Regions from separate parts of the Homo sapiens genome. Here region 2 is linked to region 1. A link is a loop called in an ENCODE intact Hi-C map of the cell type or tissue named here. Cell type or tissue: B cell. All regions are shown on one strand. Links, peaks and the distances in the headings refer to the core of each region. The heading gives the core; the rest is flanking DNA. Region 1 holds the start of CCDC182 (coiled-coil domain containing 182). Region 2 overlaps MSI2 (musashi RNA binding protein 2).

Evidence for each region. Hi-C counts contacts between places; a loop is a spot of excess contacts. Peaks named below come from ENCODE experiments on the same cell type or tissue, not always from the same donor. Only the 100,000 strongest peaks of a DNase experiment are listed, where the experiment ranks them.
Region 2: it touches region 1 in a loop (2.6-fold over the local background); 1 of 110 quality-filtered maps calls a loop at or near these places.

What each region holds. Positions count from the first base shown.
Region 1 is chr17:57,735,278-57,746,810 of GRCh38, forward strand. It overlaps CCDC182 (coiled-coil domain containing 182), which reads right to left and starts at 10,022. Exons shown (of 1, transcript NM_001282544.2): 1 at 9,218-10,022. The coding sequence starts at 9,995. The coding sequence ends at 9,534. RefSeq lists an enhancer at 617-686 and a silencer at 1,354-1,532. In B cell, for the core only: CTCF peaks have their summits at 4,750 and 4,968; a DNase peak (open chromatin) is centred at 4,834.
Region 2 is chr17:57,333,657-57,345,189 of GRCh38, forward strand. All of the region lies in intron 5 of MSI2 (musashi RNA binding protein 2), which reads left to right. Among named protein-coding and RNA genes, the nearest start is that of MSI2, 83 kb to the left of the region's middle. RefSeq lists a silencer at 4,910-5,077 and an enhancer at 4,979-5,128. In B cell, for the core only: no CTCF peak of the experiment used is centred there; a DNase peak (open chromatin) is centred at 5,105.

The sequences.
Region 1 (11,533 bases), core at 1,175-9,174:
AAAACACACACCTTTTGCAAGTCTTAGTTCCTGAGATTCTGACCAGAAAACGGCAGTCCGAAAATGTGTGTACTTTGCCTAAGGCCTTGAAATGAGAACTCCAGGACTGAAATGCACATTGCTGCTGCAGAGGAAAGAACCACCTGTTATGTGTTTCTAAGCAAATCACTTGACCTCTCTGAGTTTTCATTTCCCCATGATAGAAAGAGTAGAAGGAGAAGATCTCTAAGTTGCTTTCTAGCCCTGAAATGCTCTAATTTTATCTCTAGAAAAAAAGACAAATGTTGCTCAGGGAAAGCCCTGTGTTGCTCACAGAGGGGTCAGTAAAATATCTCTGATGGAACCCTAACCTCTAATACATTCCTGTGGGGAAAAAGTCTATTTTAGAAACAAGAAGACAGGGCACTGGTCCTGTATCAGCCACTAATCACTATGTAACCTTGAGCGTCTCCTCTGCTAAATGAGAAATTTGGACTTGATGAATATGAGAAATAAATGTCACCTCAAGTGCCACTCTGTGACCAGTATAGATAGTGGCTACCTGGGAGCGAGATGTTGAGAAAAAAAATATGAATCTGCCTCCAACTCAAGCAGGAAGAGTGTTGGGATCGATGACTGATGCCTGCCACCTGTGGAGGGCTCCAGGCAGTGCATGTGGCCTTTGCCATCCCTGGGGTAGATCCTCTCTAAGGTGTCTTTTTACTTGAACTAATCCTTTGCGAGTAGCACACGGAAAACCAGGGGATTCAGAGTCACCGATGGACTGGAAGAAGAACTTGGCTTGTTCAACTGTTTTTATATTATCCATGGCTTGGGTTTGAATAATCTGTCCCCTGATACCACTGTATTTTAGAAATTGCTACCTAAGGCAAATTCTCCACTTTTAAACTCATTTCCTGAGTCGGTCTTTTTAAGGCCCACATTAAATATTGATCTGCCCTGGAGAGATCTAATTTATTTAGTAGAGACATGTTTGACTCCGCCAGAACTGTCAAACTCAAAAATGGGGCCATACCCCTCCCAAAGCAATAACCATTGACGATAGTGACAGACAAGCCAAGGGCACCAGAACCAGCGGCGTTCCACTGTCAGAGTCTCAGGGACAGGGCCTGCCTTCTGCTTTCACACAGGTAGCCCTCTTGCCCAAGACTATTGGAAGCTCTCTGAAAACCTTTCCCAAGAGGCTGGTTTTCTGAAAGTCAAGGTGTCCACTCTGTGCTGGCCAGGCTCGCCATCTGCCGCCCCAAGGCCTGTTGGCCCATGGTGGGGAACCCCAGAAACCTCTTCTGCTTGCTCCCAGCGAGCTCTGTTTCTGGGGCTATCGTGACCAAGCTCCAACCTTCAGACTCTGCAACCCCTCCCTCAAGTCCTGATTCTGGCCCAGGAACAGGGACCCTGGTTCTAAACCTCAGCCCCAGTGAGCTTTGGCTTGATTGACAACGCGCTGGCTGTCTCCTGTTTGCACTTAATAGACTCCAAAGAGAAAGAGAGAGAGAGAGAGGAGAGAAGGAGATTTTATCTGCTCCAGCCTGGGGAGAAGGACTCTCATGCCCCACACAGCCAGCTCAGCACACAGAGTGGATTGGAAGATTTGAGGTTCTGATCCAGCTTTGCCTTTGGATCTGGCCTCCTTCACCTCTTGCACACAGAATCACCTGCTTCCATCACCCTACACTCTGGGTTGATCCAGCTTAATTTCACTCCATGATCTAGGCTTCCAAGCACAAATGCCGAAATTCCCTTCTGGGTCTCTGGCAACATCTGTTTGAGGTCTAGCAAACAAGAATCCCCAAGGCCAGGAACAAAGCCTATCTTCTTGGGTTAGGGAACTGAATTATAATTACAAGTCTTAGCAAATTATCCTACCCTACCTGCATTCCCTCTGTTAATTCACCTAAGTATCCTGTGAGGCCCGTAGTGTCTTTATCCCCATGAGGGATATGGGGAAATTGAGGCTCCAAGTTTGTAGCCGCTGACCACATATGGCCAACTAAAATGAAATAAAACTTAAAATTTAGTTTCTAAATCCCACTAGCTACATTTCAAATGCTCAATAGCCACATATGCCTGGTGGCGACTAAATTGACAGTGCAGAATTACAGAACATTTTCGTCATTGCAGAAAGTCCTATCACACAACACTGTGAGGGGTAGAGTAACATCCCTGTGCCATGCAGAAACCGAGTAGCAGAGTTGGTACTTCAGCTAGGCCAGTTTGTCTATCCACTACCCTTTTCTGCTATTGAAAGGAATCCGAAAGGAAAGGGTTGAGATGGGCAAGAGGTCAACAAAGAAATCTCACTCTTAGAGTGAAGGTTTTTGAGGGACACATCTGAAAAGTTTAAGACCTTTTGACCACCTCCTGGTCACGTGACAGCTGTCACCAGCACCAGGGGCTACCTGGCTACCTGGTCATGATGCTGCTGTTTGCTCCATCAGACATCTCTTCCAGCCCTGGAGGGGCTTGGGGTTTGATCTCCCTGTGGCAGTCAGTTCTATCCCTTATCTCCCTGATGAAGGGGAGTCAAGCACACATTTGGGCACAAAAGAATGTCTTGCACACCCTGCCAAGCTCCTGAGACCTCTTGGAGATAGTGAAGGTCAATCAAGTTCTAGATCTCCAGTTCTGATCCATTTATCATTTATGACATGCCTTCTATGGCCCAGTCTCTAATTCAGGCACCTTTTACATCTATAACCTAGATAGTTTCTGGAGCCCATGTGGCTTCAGAATGTCCATAAACTAAAAATAATTTAAAATAATCGCAGTCTATATTTGTATCACTCAATATTAAATGGGATTTGAATGATAAATCATAACATCATTTATTTTTCTCACTGTATATTTGAATTTACACTTTATTTTATAAACAGTTTTGTTTTTGTTTCTTGAAACAGAATCTTGCTCTGTCGCCCAGGCTGGAGTGAAGTGGTGCCATCTCGGCTCACTGCAACCTCCACCTCCACGGTTCAAGTGATTCTTGGGCCTCAGCCTCCCAAGCAGTTGGGATTACAGGTGTGCACCACCATGCTCAACTAATTTTTTTCTATTTTTAGTAGGGATGGGGTTTCGCCATGTTGCTCAGGCTGGTCTCAAACTCCCGGCCTCAGGTGATCCACCTGCCTCGGCCTCCCAAAGTGCTGGGATTACAGGTGTGAACTACCACACCTGGCCAATATGTTGTTCTTTTTATTGCCAAATAACATTCCATTGTATGAACATACCACATTTTGTCTATTCATCAGTTGATGGATATTTGAGTTGTTTTCACTTTTAGGCTATTATGAATGATGCTACCATGAACACTCACATACCAATTTTTATGTGGAGATGTGTTATTATTTGCATTGGGTATATACCTACGAGTGGAATTGCTGGGTCATAGGGTAACTCTGTGTTTATCATGTTGAGAAACTGCCCAACTGTTTTCCAAGATGTCTGCACCATTTTACATTCCCATCAGCAATGGGTTCCCATTTCTCTGTATCATCACCAACACTTGTTATTGTCTAGTCTTTTGATAGTAGCCATATTAGTAGGAGTAAAATGGTATTGCATTGTGGTTTTGACTTACATTTCACTAGTGTCTAAGGATACTGAGTATCTTTTTGCGTGCTTGTTGATCATTTGTCTATTTTCTTGGGAGAAATGTCTATTCAGATCCTTTGCTAGCTTTTCAGTTGAGTTATCTTTTTATTAAGTTGTAAAAAAGTTCTTTCTCTTTTTTTAGGATACAAGTCTCTTGCCAGATAAATGATTTGTAAATATCTTCTTCCGTTCTGTGGGTTGCCTTTTTCACTTTCTTAATGGTACCATTTGCAGAACAAAAGTTTTTAATCTTGATGAAGTCCCATTTATCTATTTTTTCTTTAGTTGCTTGTTCCTTTTGTGTCATATCTAAGATTTGCTCCCATGCTTTCTTCTAAGATTTTATAATTCTAGCTCCTATACACATCACTTCTTAATGCCTTCCTTCCCCTAAGCCATTGGCCTCCCCTCATCTCTTCTATACTTCTGCTGTCCAACCTCATTCTCAGGACTCATTCTCAACTACGCACTGAAAAGACTTCTCTCTGAAAATCTAAGCCTGCCAGGTTTTCTTTCTTACGTTTCTCCATCTCCTTGTTTCCTTCTAGTTGTGTCTATTTTTTCTTTCCCATGAATAAATCTCAGCCCTTTCTGAAACAAGACCCTTAGCTTCCCCTCTTTAGTTCTGCATCAAAAAAGTCTAAAACTTGGGCTGGCTCTCTTAGATGACTAGGAATAGAAGATTGCAATCTCTTATAATTTAATATATTTCCTTTCAGCACTGTTGTACATGCCTTATCTCAATTACCTCTTAAACAAGCCTAGGAAGTTGGCCCCACAAATCCCAATTTGCAAGTGGGAAAACAGAGGCCTTGGTGTGACAGAGATGTTTGTTAGTTAAAGGATCACATCTTAAATAGAAACCTAAGAAGCTGCAGAGTTAGAATCTGTACTTGGAATTTCTGACCACAGGCTCAGTGCTCTGCCACAAAATGCTGCCTTTGCCCAGAGATTTCCACTCAGCTGCTCTCAAAGGTCATATTGATAAACACCACTCACACAAACAGGCACAGATGATGCCACCACCTCCTGTTCTATTCAACATATGTTCCCTGAGCAGCTACTCCTTGCTGGGCATTCATTGTGAGCCACATTCACTTCTGAAGCAGCCAAAAAGAGGAGAATAGGAGAGGAGATGGACAAACCCTTGTGTACCTCTTTGCCTTCTCACCTCTACTCTGGAAGACTTGCCACATCTGCTGCATGAGCCACACCCAATACATCTGGACCCTGGGAAAGTCACTCTAGACTGACACCTGGTGTCAAAAAAAAACATGCCCAAGGCTCACTGCTCTTAGCACTGGGCGGATTACTAAATGGATTGGGTCAGATCAAGAGGCAAAGCTCTGCATGTGGAATGAAGCCAATGCCCAAATCCAAACCCTTGCTTCCCAGCCACACTGCACAACTCTGCCTAGCCATGCTCCTCCCTGAGCGCTCTCTTCTTCCCAGCACTAAGTATCAATTAAATAGACAAGGCTGAAGTTGTGCCAACTGGGTGAGTTCCCTCCCCTAGCCACACACGTTTGCTTTCCTGCATCTCAGCTACCTTGCTGCTCACCCCAGCATCCCAGCTTGCAGTAGACACAGGACTTGGGGTCCCAGGGAGGACTCCCTTGTCTGCAAGTGGTTTTCATAAGATGGAGCCATATGTCTAGGATCTCAGCAGCCCTCTGATTGCTGTGGATGCTGAGGGGGAGCAAGCAGAGCCTTGCAGCTTATAGAAAACCTTTGAGAACCAACGGCTATTAGCATGGAGAAAACCATCTGTTATTTTTGTCTTCTATTTGTCTTAGAATTTCAGGGAAAGTGAGCAGTTGGGCTGCTTAACTTTATTGTTCACAGTTGGGAGCAGAAGAGTTGAAATGAGGAACTCCAGCTTCCAAAGCTACAAACCAGATTGTCTCCTCTTGGCTTTATTTTATTTTATTTTATTTTATTATTTTATTTTTTGAGACAAGGTCTTCCTCTGTTGGCCAGGCTGGAGTGCAGTGGCATGATCACAGCTTGCTCTAGCTTTGAACTCCTGGACTCAAGTGATCCTCCTGCCTCAGCCTCCCAAGTAGCTAGGACTACAGACATGCACCGCCACACTCAGCTAATTTTTTTATTTTTGTAGAGTGAGGGTCTCACTATGTTGCCCACGTTGGCCTCGAACTCCTGGCCTCCAGCAATCTTCTCGCCTTGGCCTTCCAAAACACTGGGATTACAGGCATAAGACACCACACCCAGCCTCTCCTTGGCTCTTTAATCCACCATAGGTTTCCTCTGTCCTCCAGGACTAAGGTTGCAGCTGTGAGTTGTGGCCTAATGAGGAATCCCTGGGGTCCCCAGAAGGATCTCAAAGGTTGCTCGGAAAAGGCCTCGCTCTCAAATTTTCTTGCCAGATTGAGGTGGAAGGCAAGGATCTGAGAGTGGGGAGGAGAAATGGACACAAAGACAAGCTCTTCCAGCTGCAGAATGAACAGACCAGCCTCCTCTGGCTAAAAATGACAGCAGAGATGCACTGACCTGGCATGTATGGCCTCTACCATCCTTGTTTCCTGCCTTGAGTTCCTGTGATTTGCCCCACCCACAGCCTCACCTGGATCACCCCACGGTGTGTATTATTTCTAGTGCAGGTGACCAACCATCCTTGCTTTCCCAGGACTGAGAGAGATCTTGGCCTGAGGGACTTTCAGTTTTAACACTAGAACAATCCCAATTAAACTGAACAAGTTGGTTACCCTGGACGGTGTTAACTGATTGCATCTCTAAGAGTGGCTGCCTGTTTTAATGACCAAGGGGTCGCAAAGTCTCCCTGGCACCCTTTGGGTCATCTCGAGCCTCTGACTTCAAGGGTGAAGGCTGGGTATCGGGCAGATGAAGGTGAAGCAACTGAAGGCAGTGGGTCTGTACCCACAGCACTGAGGTGTAGCTGCACCTAGACCCAGCCCATCTCCCCAATTCTCAGACCTAACTCCATGCTCCCTGCAGCCATGCGACAGCCACCCACACTGCATGACACTGCCCAGTCAGTGCCATCTCCCAGAGCTGTCTTCTTCCGGCCCTCAGTATCCATGATATAGAAAAAATAAGACTGAGGATGTGGCAGCTGGGGTTGATTACTACCAGCCTCACTAATGAAACCTTGATTTTCTTTAGATATTGGGTAACTGAAGTGTCCAGGCCCAGGAGCAGAGTTGTGGCAATTGCTTTCCTCTTTTCATAATTGGTTTAGGGCGGGCAAGCAACCCAGGTATGGCCAAAGAAATGTCAATGTCAATGGAAATCTGATGGGGCCAAACTCATCCCTTTATGAGGAGCCTACTCCTGAGATAACTAACCAAGCTCCTATGATAATAGCATTAATCTATTACCACATAAAGGCCCCACCTCCCAACACTGTTACATTTGGAATTAAATTTCAACATGAGAGGCCGGGCACTGTGGCTAACGCCTGCAATCCCAGCACTTTGGGAGGCCGAGGCGGGTGGATCACCTGAGGTCAGGAGTTCGAGACAAGCCTGGCCAAAATGGCAAAACCCTGTCTCTACTAAAAATACAAAAATTAGTTGGGTGTGGTGGTGGGCACCTGTAATTCCAGCTAGTTGGGAAGCTGAGACAGGAGAATCGCTTGAACCTGGTAGGCAGAGGCTGCAGTGAGCACAGATCATGCCAGTGCACTCCATCCTGGGTGACAAAGCGAGACTCCCTCTAAAAAAAAAAAAAAAAAAGATTCAACATGGGTTTCGGAGGGGACATTCAAACCATAGCAGTACTTACCTTCAAAGGGCCAACCATGGTGCCTGGACTATATCATATTCTTAATAACACTAAGCTCTTATATTAGTAATAATATTGTTAGTATTACCATTATTATTACTTAAGCTAAATCTTCCAAAGAAACTGCCTAAAGGCCAGGCACAGTGGCTCATGCCTGTAATCCTAGCACTCTGGGAGGCCAAGGCGGGAGGATCACTTGAGGTCAAGTTTGAGACCAGCCTGGCCAACATAGTGAAACCCCATCTCTACTAAAAATACAAAAATTAGCCAGTTGTGGTGGTACGCACCTGTAATCCCAGCTACTCGGGAGGCTGATGCAGGAGAATCACTTGAAAGCCGGGTTGCAGTGAACTGAGATTGCACCACTGCACTCCAGCCTGGGCAACAGAGTAAGACTCTCTTCAAAAGAACAAAAAAAGCAGCTGGGGGCAGTGGCTCATTCCTGTAATCCCAGTACTTTGGGAGGCTGAGGCAGGTGATCACCTGAGGTCAAGAGTTTGAGACCAGCCTGACCAATATGGTGAAACCCCGTCTCTACTAAAAATACAAAAATTAGCTGGGCATGGTGGCATGAGCCTGTAGTCCCAGCTACTCCGGAGGCTGAGACAGGAGAATTGCTTGAACCCGGGAGGCGGAGGTTGCAGAGAGCCAAGATCACACCATTGCACTCCAGCGCTCCAGGCTGAGTGACAGAGAGAGACTCTGACTCAAACTAACAAAAAACAATGACAACAAAAAAACTGTCTAAAGTTAAAGTAGGGTTGCAGCCCTTCGTGGTAGATGGCTATTGGATGGGTATTACAATTAACCATGGGTCACGGGGTCCTTTTGGGAAGCGCAGCTTGGGAGTTCCAGATGTTTAAATCTTATTTGGAGAGATTCTATGACAGAAGGAAGAGGGAGAATGAGACTGCCACAGAAGATCAGAGGATATGGAATCTGCTGTAAGCCCAGAACTGGAAAGACAGACTTGACTTTCTGTTGAGGCACTGGCTCTGGTCTCCAGGCACGTCTCTTCTGCTGTTTAGAGGAGAATCCCTGCTGCATGGCAGCATTTGGGTAGCCAGAGAGAAGATATATGAATTGATGAAGTAGAAGACTAATTGGAAATAAAAGGTATAGTGTCAGCTAATGAACTCCCAAGTCACCCATGTGACAACCTCAGCCTTCCAGAAGAACACGTCCATGAACAGCCTGAAGTGGTTCCAAAACTGGGGAGCAGAGAAGGATGCAGCAGGATGCAAATGAGCACAGCTGACCTGGACTTAAACCATGGCCCTGCCACTTACTAGTGTGCAGACCTTGGGTACTGGACTTGCCTTCCTGCGGCCAGTCTCCCAGTGTGAACCATGGAAAATCAACACTCACCTCCAAGGTGCCTATGGAAGTAAGTGGGATGGTATGTGTGTGTTGCCTGATAAATGGCCAGGCACTGTGACAATAATTCCTGCTCCATGGATCGAACACAGAAATCAGTTTCCCCACTTCCTAGTGCCATCTCAGAGGTGTTGCATTATCGGTTGCTAAAGCTCAGCGAGTTCCACCCACACAGTCCCAATAAGCTCTGTCATTCCGATTGGCCAGTCTGCAGTCTAAATGGAAAGGAAGTAGAGGTAGAAAGAGGCAGCAAAGAAAAGTGAGATGTGACAGTCTAAGAGTAGAGGCAGACAGAAAGACCATACAGACAAGGGTTAGAATACTAAAAACAGAGCAATCTGGGGTAGTGTTAGTGCACGGGCAAGCAGTCCGACCCCTCTGGGGAGATCATGTGTTACGTGATGTGGTATCAGTTGACCAGGTGTTAAGTCTCAAATCATGAAAGCCTCAAATCATTCAAAAAAAAAAAGGTGAATGTTCAACACAATCAGTTTAAGAATATACTATACAAATAAAGAGGTATACATTGAGCAATAGTACCATTACAAACAGGAAAACAGTTCAAGTGAAAGTTACAGGGGCCTGACTCAGTACTGGGGTGCCTCCTTCCTTTAGAATGCTGGATAAATGGAATTTCACCAAAAAAAATATTGAAGTCTTTTTGCCTCTCAGCAAGGTGTTATTTAGGCAGAAGGAAAGCAATGGAAATGAGGAAGGGAAAGCAAGGGGGTAGGGACTTGGGGTTTCTCCTTCCGTTAAAAAAAATCTTCAACTTGGTGCTTGGCTAGTGCCACCCACGAGGTTCAGTCAGCCTGGCTCTTCTTGGTGGCACGCAGGGCGTCACGTCCCCTGTCCAGCAGCAGGTCCTCCAGCCGCTTGCAGTGCTCCCGGAGCTGTTTCTCGCGCGGCAACAGGAAGGTGAGAACCTTGTTGCGCACGATGCCACGGTCCTCCTCCTCCCTTAGCCGCTGCCTCACGCGAGCCGCCTGCTCCTCCTGTTGCACCAGGGCTCCATTCATCTCGCAGAAGGCGTCTTCAAGGTAATGAATGGACTTCAATGCCTCTTTCTTAAAGTCCTCCAGTTCCCGTTGCACCCCGGCCACCTTCTGCTGCAGGATCTCCAAGTCAGCGGGTGGTGGGAGGCAGGAGGGCCATGACTGGGACAGGGAAAAGTCTCCAGACTGGAGGCCACTCTCTATCATTTTTTTCCCCTGTAGGGTATTCACCGTCATGAGAATGGACCCAGCCTGGTAGAGGGGTTCCATTGTCTCTTCTACGTTGGACAAAGAGAGGAAGCCAAGAGACCAACCAGGTCAATAAATATTTTTGGCTAGAGACACGATCATTCGGAGTGGAGAAACCCTAGAATTGTGACATCAGGGCCCCTTCAGCCAACCAGAAAGAAAGCCACAATCCATTCATTTGCATATTGTAGCTTCCTTGGTTGGTTACCTAGAGCTTTGTCTGTTTATCTGACCAAGTCGCCCTCCTGAGATGTGGATCCTTAACTCATCACCCTTCTAGAACCAGAACTCAAGTTCTTCTTTAACCTAAGGAACAAACCAAGTCCCAGAGCAGGGAAGTAAACTGGCCAGAGCAAGGCAGGCCAGGCCAGGCTCACTGGCTGCCAGGACTGGGTGGTCTCCCACACTGGCAAGGGACCTGCATGGTCTTGGACTGGTCTCTGGGCTTTAGTACCTCACTAGTAAAACAAAGACATTGTAAGAGATGATACCTAATCCCACTTGTAGCTCTAAAATGCTAAAAAGTAATCTCTTATTCCAAGTCCATACTCCTATAATGATGTCAGAATTCTATAAAATCTTAGAAATTGCGAAAAATGTACTTAGATTTTGATGTATGGTCCACAGCAATGGCTGATTCAGCAGGTGCAAGGTAAAAATGGGTTAGTCATATTTATTCAATAAATACTAAGTGCTCACTACACACTAGGATCAGGGAACAAGTGAGTGCATGGTCTTCCAACATACCTGAATGTTAACAAATATGAGAAACAACACATAGAAAGGTAAATCTTGTACTTTTTACCTGATAATTAGAACAAAGGAAAATACTTCTAGCTAATCTACATTTGGTTTAGTCAGGAACAAACCTTCATCTTGCACATCTCAGTCTCTTGCCTAGACTTCTCTCCTGGTCTCCAAATCTAAACGTCTCCCCCACAATGGGCCTCCAATTCAAGCCATCCAAAGCTGAATTGGTGATCTCTTTACCCAAACCAGTTCCTGTTCCAGTGTTGCTGTCAGATTAATGAGAGCAACCCAGAACAGCACACACACCAGAGCCCTCATGAGACAACTGGTGCTGTGATGCTAATATTTGTCCCCTCCCAAACTCATGTTGCAATTTAATTACCATTGTAACAGGATTATGAGGAAGGACCTTTAACAGATGATTAGGCTACCCTTTAAGAGATAAATGGATTAACACTGTTATCTTGGGAGCAGGTTCCTTATAAGTGGATAAGTTCAGCCCCTTTATGTCTCTCTCTCACCCTCTCTTTGCCCTTCTACTATGTGATGTCTTCTGCTGTGGAATGACACAGCAAGAAGGCCCTTGCCAGATGCCAGCATTTTGATTTTGGACTTCCTAGCCTCCAGAACTGTAAGGAAATACATTTCTGTTCTTTATAAATTACCCAGCATCGGGTATTTTACTATAGCAGCACACAATAGACTAAGAAACTTAGGATCAACCTAGACCCTTCCATGTCAAAGTGGCTCTAAGTCCTGTTCAATCTACCATTGCCAAGCACTCTAGCATCAAACCACCTGGGTTAGAG
Region 2 (11,533 bases), core at 1,160-9,159, 400 kb before region 1:
GTCTCGAACTCCTGACCTCAGGTGATCTGCTGGCCTCCGCCTCCCAAAGTGCTGGGATTTATAGGCATGAGCCACTGTGCCTGGCCTGGTTTGTACCTTTTAAACGTATTATTATTATTATTTTAAATAAGAAAGGGAAAAAAAAAACAAAAAGATTTGCCCTCTAGGATCTGCATACTTTTTTTAGAAGATCAAGAAAAAGATGAAGTACTTTCTCTTGTCTCGAGCTACAGTGTGGCATGTCTGGCCCAATCCATCTGTGTGGTTTAGCAATGAGGGCTTTACCCCAGTTTGTCATCTTGGAAGATGACTTTGCTTCTCCATGCCTTAGTTTCCCTATAGTACCTTGGTGATCCGTTTCACTCCATTGTTGTCTCCAGGAAAGCATGGTTTCTGTCTCCTCCTGTCCTTCCCCCATCCCCAACCGGGGGCCATTCAGTAGACATTTGCTGAACACACGGATGCGTGGAGACTGAAGCCTCTGCTTGGCTGCCTTGTGCATTTCTTCGGAGTTTGAAATAAGATAACCAAAGTGAGAGTAGGTTTAGAAAAAGCCCCCTCGAATGGAAGGGTTTTTGATTCCTGTCTTTTCCCTACTCTTTGATGATGGCAAAATGCTGATAAAATCTGAGGGTTGGATGAAATGAAATAGCCCTTCAGGGTCCTCTGCCATCTGGGTAGGTGGTGATTAAAAATGGCAAGCCTCACAGCTTCCCTTGGAGAGCTGTCTGAGGCACTGCTGAAGGTGGATGTGCAAAGGGGCTTGGCATTAGGGGTTGGCTGAGGACTGGCAGGGCAGCTGGGGAACGCCTCTGAAAGCAACACTCCCCAAGATCTCATTAAAATGCTTCCTCTGGCCGGGTGCGATGGCTCATGCCTGTAATCCCAGCACTTTGGGAAGCCGAGGTGGGAGGATCGCCTCAGGTCAGGAGTTCGAGACCAGCCTGGCCAACATGGTAAAACTCCGTCTCTACTAAAAATACAAAAATTAGCCGGGCATGGTGGTGGATGCCTGTGATCCCAGGTACTCGGGAGGCTGAGGCAGGAGAATCACTTGAACCCACGAGGCGGAGGTTGCAGTGAGCCAAGATTGTGCCATTGCACTCCAGCCTGGGCAACAGTACGAGACTCCATCTCAAAAAAAAAAATAAATAAATAAGATAAAAAAATACGTCCTCCAATGGACTGAGATGGAGGAAAAGGGTTTGGGAAGAGAGACAACCTAAGGCTGGTAGGAGACTCTGAACTATGAATTTAATGGCAATTAAAGCAGAAAGACTTGAGCAAGTAGCTTTTTTTTTTTTAACCGTGCCCTGTAGTTATGATTTGTTCTTTGTAGTTAATTTAAAATAAGCATAATCTTTGTCTACTAGCTGGCTGTCCTGCCAGAATTGCATATATTTATTTTCATGACTATTTTTTTGCACTGACCAGGAATCCGTCAGTGCCAGGAGATTTCTCTCTGGACATATTTTGGCTTTGTTGGTGTCTTCCCGAACCCCAGCCCCCACCATCCCTGTCTGCCATTTCTTTGAGAAGCCAGCAAGTATGAATTGTTAGCTTTTCCTCTGAAGTGGATAATATAGTAACTGGTGGATGTTCTAGCAGCTGTGCGATGTGCTAGAATCTTAGACCATACCTGCCTTGCAGTCCTCAAGACTGTGACAGAAGTGAGCTGACCCCCACCTGCCTTTACACCAGCCAGCTCTTAAACGGGCAGGCCAAATCTGGCCCACCACCCATTTTCACAAATAAAGTTTTATTGGAACCCAGCTACACACATTTGTTTACGTATGGCCTATGGCAGATTTTTTGTTACAACAGCAGAGTCAAGTAGTTTTGACAGAGGTTATAAGGGATGCAAAGCCAAGTGTTGATTACCTGGCCATTTATAGCAAAGGATGCTGACTCCTGACATACATAATGAGCCTACTGTGTGCCAGGCGCTGTTGTAGGCACTGGGGATGGAGCAGTGAACTTAACAAAATGCTGAGATGTGTGTATAGTAGTCAATTAGCGATAAGTGCTGTGACTGAATAAAACAGTAAAGGCATGGAGACTGAAACGGGGTGAAACGGGGAGTGTTATTTTAGGTAGGATTGTCAGACAAGGCCCTTGTGAGTGCTCTTCAGGGACAGTGCTCCAGGTTGGGAGCACAGTGATGGCAAAGGCCTAGAGGCAGAAGCTGGCATGTGTGAGGAGTAGCAGGGAGGTCCAGGTAGACTATTTGGGGCTAGTGGAAGGAGCTGAGGCTGGACAGACAGGAAGATCAGATCCTGTAAGACTCTCATAAGGACTTGGGCATTTATTCGGTGTGCAAGGGGAAGCCACAGTGGGGTTCTGAGCAGAGAGGACTTCAGAGCAGAGTTTGACAAGAGAGGACTTCTGTGTAGGAGGCCCACCAGTTACTGCATGGCATAGAAACAGCAGAGGGCACGGGTAACGGTGAAGAGGGCAGGTGGGAGCTGCTGCACTTATCCAAGGGCCAGGGTGGTGGTGAGGACGGTGGTGAGAAGTGGTTAGATTCCAGCTATGTCTTGAAGGTTGAGCTATGGGATCTGCTGAAGACTGGGATGTAGGAAGTTCTGGGAAAGGACTATTAAGAGTAAGGCCAAGGCTTTTGGCCTGAGCAAATAAAAGCCTTTTCCTATGATGGGAGAAGACTGTGAGGAATAGCTTTGGAGGTGAAAGTCAGCGTTTGGAAACCTTTCCACATTCCCAGTTTTCTTCTTCTCTTACTCGTTTTCTTTGGGAAAGAGTTGGAGGAATGACTCCATCTACTTTACTGCTTCTTTTTTCGGGGTAATACAGGACTTGAATAGTAGTTAAATCACCTGTGTTACCAATGGTCTTTAAACCAAAACTGCATTACTCAATCAGGAAATATATACAGGTAACCTGCCTTTCCTTCATTCTGAGACTTATTTCTTGTTCATAATGCTTGTGAAATCTGAATGCATTTAAATAATGTACATATTTAATATGATGGCATTTCATTCTTGAAAAAGGTGTTATTAATTGGTGTTGCATCTTATGGTTGTTATAACATACAGTAATTAAAGAAATATTATAGGCATTATATATTGAGCTCTTGCGTGCGAGGAACTAAAATGTGTGTTATTTGCCTACTGCCGCGTAACAAATTACCCCAGAATTTAGCAACTTAAAATAGCAAACGTTTATCATCTCACGGTGTCTGAGGGTCAGGAATCTGGAGTGGGCTTATTAGCTGGGTGGTTCCACTCAGGGTCTCTCATGTGGTTGAAGTTAAGCAGCTGTTCTGGGCTGCAGTCATCTGAAGACATGGCCAAGCAGGAGCTTCGCCTTCCGGGATCCCTTGCAGGGTTGTTTGCTGGAGGTCTCGGCCACTCTCCATGTGGGGCCCTCCAGAGGCTACCTGTGTCTGCACAGTGTTGTCATTGTCTCCTCCAGAGCTTGGGCACCACCATTTCTTTTGGCTCTTAAAATTCTCTTCTAGGCTTGGGATTTTAACCCAGGTTTCCAGATGAGGAAACTGAAGCTCAAGGAAGTTGATTACCTTCTTCCCAACTTACAGAAGCCAGTATTAGACTAGGGCCCTGACCCTGATCAGCCTGACAAGAAAACCCTTGTTTTCTTTTCCACGGCCCCACAGAGTGGCCCATGTTTCTCAAATGCTGCAATCTAGGATTGACCCCAGGAACCCCTTTGGGGTCATTACATTTTACTTCCACTGTCTGATGGCATTGGTGTGGTCCATGCGAATACTCACAGCTTTAAAACCATCTGATTGTCTCTGAGACTCATTTTCTCTCCACTTTCTCGGCCTCTAGCCTTCACGGCTGGGTGTCTCAGAGGCTGGGCTCTCTCCTCTGGGAAGGCTGTTGTCTCTGTGTCGCTGGCTAGCCTGGGTCTCAGGGGCAGTGAGAATCCCTGGCGGCTGTCCCTGTCGTGTTTACCACCTTGGCAACAAGCGCTGCTCTTGGCACCACGGTCGAGTCCTTAGCTGGACGGTGACTCGGGCTGGGGGCTCCTTCTTCACATCATGAATTGGTCTTTTGCCAAGCCAAAACAGCGGCTGCTTGCTTTTCAGAAGGAAAGGTTGTTCATATTTATTTTTTAATTAGAAAATGAATGCATGCTCCTTACAGAAGATTCAAAACATATAGAAAAGTGCAAATAAATGAATGTTTTGGTATATTATCATTTTTGTGTGCATACGTATTTAAAAACAGAATTGGAAAAGAACCCAGAATTAGAATCACGCTGTGTTGTGTGCATGTGTATGTGCTTTTGCATTTACTAGTACTTAGTAATAATTTTCACGTGTTACTAGATGGTTGTAAAAACATGATTTTTAATTGGTGTGTAACGTTCTCTCATCTCAATGTAAAATACAGATACGTTTTAAATATACCTTACCGCCAAGGACGAGATTTGTATGGGTTTTATTTTGTTTTTTATTTATTTTTGAGACAGAGTCTCTCTCTGTCGCCCAGGTTGGAATGCAGTGGCGTGATCTCGGCTCACTACAACCTCCACCTCCTGGGTTTAGGAAATCCTCCTCCTCAGCCTCCTGAGTAGCTGGGATTACAGGTGTGCGCCACTATGCCCAGCTAAATTTCTGTATTTTTAGTAGAGATGGGGTTTCACCATGTTGGCCAGGCTGGTCCCGAACTCCTGACCTCAAATAACCCACCCACCTTGGCCCCCCGAAGTGCTGGGATTACAGGCATGAACCACTGCACTGGCCTGTTTTATTTTATTTTTTGAGACAGTCTTGCTCTGTCGCCCAAGGCTGGCGTGCAATGGCACGATCTAGGCTCACTGCAGTCTCTGCCTGAGACCATAATCTCTGCGGTCTCTGTCCATGAGACCATAAATAAAGAATAAGGAGCTTGGCAGGCCCCACGCAGACTTGTTGCATCCCAGTTGCTTGGGGACCCTGAAGGCTGCATAACTCGTAGCCGGGTCTCTGCCTGGAGGAGCGGGCTGGTGTTAATTCACTGACCCGGGGAGCTGTGCCTGCCTGTCAGCCTCTCCATCTTGTTGGTGCTGAAAACCTCTCTTCCTCATTTTGGTCCCTGCTATGGCTTTTTATTCAAGGCTGTGGTTTGAGTTCTACCACAAAGCAGATAATGTGGCATGAGCAGCTCACGCAGGGACTGCCCTGCCTCCCTGTCTTCACCTACAGGGGCTGCCGAGATGGGGAAGGGCCCCACCCCTGAGTTCCCCTTTGTCTTCCTTGTCTCCTTTGCAAGGAGAGTCCTTTATTTGTTCTTTTAATGCAACTGGCCTCTCTGAAGAGGCTTTCCAGATCAATTTGGCTTGTCAGGGGTGCCAGGCTTAAGTTTTCAGGCATCTAAAGAAGTGGTGGGGGAGAGGGGATCAGACTTTTCTTTCTCTTTGTGGCTTTCAAAAGAAAATCACGGACGTTAAAATAAATGACGCAAATATCTGTATTTTTTGTATCAAAGAGACAAATGGCATAAATGCAGATTATAGGGTATTCCTTAGAACTGTCCATCACACAGGAGCTCCTGGGAAAGGCAAGCAGCCCGCGAGGCACCACCCGGTTTCACTGAGCAGAGGGTGAGTGGTGGCTTCGCGTTTGGGCAGCCTCCAGGGGGTCGGCATATTTAGATCATCGTCTCACGGATTGATTCAGGATTGTCTTAAAAGCCAACTCGGTTTCCAAGTGTTTCATTCTTGCATGCACGCTTAAGAAAGTCAAAGCCATTTCCATTGTCTTCTGTTTGATCTGCACTGACCATCCTTCAGCTCCTGCCTCCACTTGCGTGATGCTTTCTCTTCTGGTTGAAGAACTGGCAGCGTTGGTTTGGGCTGCTCCTCCCTCCCTCGGGCCCCCTCCCTGTGGCACGGACTTGCCCTGCTGTCGTGGATGATGGTCTGTGTGCAAGGGGTTGAGTCCCGTTTGCCATGCTCCTGGTGTTTCTAACTTCTCAGCCTTTCGTTTCACACCCTGCCATGATGACAGTATATCCATTTTTCATTCTTTGGGACATTTTCTCTCCAAGGAAAGATGCTCATGCACGTTTGCAGTGGGTGAACTGTTGCCTTCCTGTGATCAGTCATTGGTAGGGCTGCTTCTGTGTCTCCACCCGTGAGTCTCCATCACCAGTTGAGGACCTTTGGGTCTCCTGACTCCCAGAAACTTTTCCAGCTTCCCATGGTCTGTGCTTAGGGTGTATTCTGGGCCATGGCCTCCTGGAAAACCATTTTCCCAGCTGAGATGGATTCCCCAAGGTCCCTGGCCTCCAGTGTGGCGGTCCCTCAGAAGCTCATCAGTGACCGGGAATGGAACTGACTGCTATAAAGTTGTGAGCCTGCCCAAAACTGGGCAGCAGAGGTGTTGGAATTCAGCCCACCTGGGCTCAAGTGTGGGTTCCAGCCCTTCCTAGCTTGTTGACCTTGAGTGATACTGACTAACATTTCTTGACCATTTGCCCTAGGTTGGCTTACCTTAACTCCATGATGTCTCATTTAGTCCTCACAGTAGCCCTCTGAGAAAGGTATTATTCTTACCTTACTAGGCTTCAAAGAGGCTCAGATCCATGGAGCTAGTAAGTGATGGGCCATTGTGCAAACCCAAGGAGTCGGCCTCCAGACGCACCTCCTCCCAGCCACTACACTGCACTGCCTTAACCCTTGTGCTGTACTTAACCCTTTTGCCAGTACAGCCAAAGGTTCATTTCCCAGAGCCTCCACTTCTGCATCTGCAGAATGGAGGTACAGTGTCAACACTGCAGGGCTCTTTGGAGGCTGAAATGAGATGAAATATAATGGATCAAGCTCTGGCACTAACAAATATTAGTTCCTTCCTTTTGTTGCCCTGGAACAAAGGGTGGGGCATGAGAAATAGAGGGGCATTGATGTTCTGCCTGGCAACCTTGATTGTAAAGAGGGCAGGACAAGGAAGGGAAAATGTAGAGGATCCCCATCATTGTGGCTGAGTCATTTTACCGCAGAAGCCTCCCCAGCAATGGCCTGTGGTTCTGGGGGATGGGAGGGTGGTGTGACACTGGGAAGTGTTGTCAGGTAGACACTTGAGTCTTGATTGGGATAGAGATTGGGTACTTGACCTTCTGACTCTGGGGTAGACATGGGATTGGGCCATGGGGACCACGCAGGTACACTCTCTGCCGATTTCCAGCGTGCCAGACATTCTTATCAGCGCATCTGAGCCCAGCAGCAGGGAAGCCCAGTCCCTGGTCACTGTTTGCATCTTGGCTGCTCCTCCTTGGCTTGAAGCCCTGGCAGTTGCACCTGCAGGGAGCCTCAGCAGGAATACAGGTTCACCTCCGACCTGGGATCTGCATTGCTCCCCCGGTATCCATTCTGTCCTGGGGTGTGCTCAAGTGCAGGTCCATGTAGACAAATTCAGATGCTGCCCCAGGGCTGGTGTGAGAGAGCTGCTGCACCTTTCCCTAGCCCTCTTCTTTTAGAACATGGATGATATGAGAGTAGAGAGGGGCTCCCCAGTCAGAACCAGGGCTGGGGTGGGCCAGGGAAGGAGGTCAAGTCAGGACAGAGCTGGGAAGGATGCTGGCAGCTCAGTGTGGCCCCAGCATCACCTAGGAACGTGTCGGAAATAATCTGCATCTTATCCAGCTCGCAGTGGTGTGTGTGCAGAAGGAGGTCTGAGAAGAACTGGGATGTGCCCTTCTACCTACCCACCTGCATTTAAAAGAAAGGTAATCACGTATTTAGAAGATGGAAGTGAGTTAAGTGTAACTAAAGTGGGGAAAAACCAAACAGTGCCTGAGTGAGAACTGGAGTTGGGTACATCCTGGGTTGGTCCTCACACTGCCGCCTGGCTGGGGACCCTGTACCATCTAAGGCCAGGATGTCCTGTGTACGACCAGGTTCCTATTGTCAGTCTGTTGGCCCCTCTGCCAAGGTGAGCCCTCCTCTTTCACTCCCTGGTACATTGTGCTGAGAACATGACTTTTTGGGAGAGTGTTTGTAGCAAGTGGTAGCACTACGTAAATAGCTTTGTTGGCAGCTTTTGCTTTTCTTGCTTGTATTGTACACCTTAGTGTGTTTTTTCTTTTCTTGCTTTATTTTTTTTGGATAACGGCAAAATCACCGCTTGTGGGCACCGCCACAGATAATACAAAAAAGCCATTTGAAAAGAGCTTTATGTCAGCACAGAGTACTTGGAATTGAAGACCTCCAGGGATTTGCCTTTGTTGCTCAACTTTTCTCTCTCCTCTCCCTCTTTTTTTCCCCCTTTCTTTTCTTCCTCTCCTTCTTCCTCCTTGTTCTCTTTCTCTTTTCTTCCTTCTAACTTGCCATGGAACCAGAGTGAGCTACATATTGCCCTATTTTCAGCTGATTTGCATGTTAGAGCAGAGTAATTGGTGTTTAACCAGAACAAAAGAGGATCTGTTTTCTAAAAGAAAAAAGAATTTTTGAAGTAGATCCTATTGCATCTACTGCCTTTGTCTCTCCTCTCATTAGGAATTGAATAGGATGGCCCCGTAATGAGAATGTGGGAGATACTGCTTTGGTTGTGATGCTTTTTGAGCTAATTGGTTTGAAAATTATATTTGATACAGATCTGAGGGATGTTGGCAAAACACCTCTTTGATACATGGACATCCGGTCCCTCCATCAGCAGGAGGATGGGTAGTGAGAGGCAGGGTTGGAACGCTGTTTACCTTCCTGGTTGAACGCTCTGAGAGGCCACCCCCTGAGATTTTGGTCTTTCTCCAAATCTTCATGTTGGTCTGTGCCTGGATGAAGAAAGCCAGGGAGCACTGGAGGACAAAGTTTAGTAGAAAAGTTTGTAGCTCATGATTTGACTTCTAGTGTGTTTTAGCGAAGACATGAAGTTGAAGAATGACTTTTCCTCTTGTTCAGAGGAAAGTCTAAATCTGGACTAGAAAATTGAGAGGATATTAGTTAAAAACTTCCAGACTGTCCGTTCTTCATTTTATATGCAGAAATCACTTTGTCAGCTCACAGTTGCAGTCTCTTTCTTCTGGAGTTAACTGGCATCTGATGGTATCATGTCTTTTTGTGAAAATTAAGTGAATTTTTGAAGACTTTCAGTAATGTTTCAGTGACCACAAAACCATCTTAAAAAATTAGAAACCAAAATACTACTACATGAACTTCGAATGATAGAAGGGGAAAATGAGTTATAATCACATCATTCTAAATAACAGCTGTTTTAAATTTTAATGTATTAATATTACCCTGTCTTTTGCCATTATAAGTCTTACTTACATACACACACATTTTGAAATAGTCATTGATTACTTTGGGGATTGTGTTTAAGCAAATATTTATTTAATAATACCAGTTAAAGAGTTCTGTGACATTTATTCCTTTTCTGAGGTCACCCAACTTTGCAAAAGTTCAATATTATCTTGCAAAATCTGATAGCAGATTTTAAAAAAAGAGACACGGGTCATGATGACTTCTCTCAGAAAATGTGACTACAATCAATTTTGCTGTCTGTACGTTTGTTTGTTACTTTATCTTTCTGCACAGCCTGTGAGGTAGGGAAGGGTTAAGCCCTCTTGACCCACTTTGCAGATGAAATGGAGCTAAGCTTAGAAGGAGGACAGCAACTGAGATGAGCAAAGTTCGAAGCCAGGAGGTGCAGTCCCCAGCTTTATCTACCAAGTCAACTGTCTTTCCTTCTCTCCCTTTTGCTTTTTTTTTTTTTATTTGGAGGTAATTTAAAACTTACAGGAAAGTTTTTAAGGATAAGTTCAAAGAACATCCTTGTATGCTCCACTCACATATATCCTTTATCAGCATTTTACCCTCTTTGCTCAATCAGTTGCTCTCTTTTTCACTAATAGGGTTTTTTCCTTGAGTCATTAGGGAATAATTGTACGCATTGTGACCCTCCACTCCTAAATACATCAGTGTTCCTAATGGGGATATTCCCTTACCAACTTCAGTCCAGTTATGAACTTCAGAAATCCAGCATTGATACAGTGCTTTTATGTAATCTACCATCTGCATTTCAGTTTTATCAATTGCCCCAATCTGTCCTTTATAGAATTCTTTTTCCCTCAAGTACAGGATACAATGGAGGATCAGGTATAACATTTAGGTTTTTTTGATGACTCTTTCGTCTGCTTTAACCTGGAATATTTCCCTAGCCTTTCTTTGCCTTTTATGACATTGCCATTTATAAAGAATACAATCCTCCCCCACCTTTTCCCAATAGAACATTCTTGTCTAGTATTTCCTCATGACTAGATTCAAGTTATGCTTTCCTGGCCAGAACACGACGTAAGTGTTTTTGTGTCCTTCTCAGGGTATCGCATCTGGAGCACTTGATGTCCATCTGCCTCTCTTTGATCACCTGGTCAAGGTGTTGTTAGATTTCTCCACTGTATAGTTACTATGTTTTGTCTTGCAACGAAGAAGCAGTCTGTGGGGAGATGCTTTAAGATGTTCCTCATGGAAGTTTCCTCTGAAAGCTAGCATTCACTGATGATTCTTGCCTGATCTAGTCTTTACAGCAATGGTTACAAAATAATTTTCTAATTCCTACATCCCCTCTTTATTTACCACTTGGCCCTTGGCATCTGCGGTAAGCAAGATCCCCTCCTTCTTACCCACTAATTTTAAAATCTATTTCTTATAGATATGGACCCATGGAGTCCTAGTATTTCAATGGCTTATAATCATTACTGTACATAACAATTTTGGTGCTCAAATTGGCCCACACTTGGCCAGTGGGAGGCCCTTCATTCTGATTCCCTACAACATGATCCTGCGCCGGAGTTTATTTTTAAGCACTTCTTTACTTTCTGGCATAACAAGGTGTTCCAAGCTCATCTTGTGTCTCCCCTGCTCCAGACCTGGAGTTACTCACTTCTCCAAGGAGCTGGTTTCTTGTAGTGGGGATTGCATTTAGAGACCAAGATAAGAAGGTTACTAGAGCGTCTTTGCTCAATGTTACTGGAGTGTCTTCGTCTCTAGGCCATTTCAGTGGAGAGATATAGGAAACATGAGTGTACACATATACACACAGATACATGGGCATGTCCATGCATCATATACATACATATTTTGGAAATCATGGGTTCACACCACACCTCCAAGTTTGCTCAATCCACACTTACTAGTTTGCTCAATCCTTAATACGTCTAAAATAGAGCCAGAGTGGCTTGCCCATTCCACTACAAAAGACTGGCCTACCCGAGGTGGGTGGATTACGAGGTCAGGAGTTCGAGACCAGCCTGACCAACATGGTGAAACCCCGTCCCTACTAAAAATTCAAAAATTAGCCGGGCATGGTGGCATGTGCCTGTAATCCCAGCTACTCAGGAGGCTGAGGCAGGAAAATCACTTGAACCCGGGAGGTGGAGCTTGCAGTGAGCCGAGATTGTGCCACTGTACTCCAGCCTGGGCGACAGGGCGAGACTCCGTCTCAAAAAAAAAAGGCCTACTAAAAAGGAAGGGTTCAAGGCTTGTTTGCATTTCTCTTGCATCCGACAACCACCCCCATCCCAGCTAAAGACCTAGGGTGCATAGTTCAACCGTGTGTTCCTCAGTCATT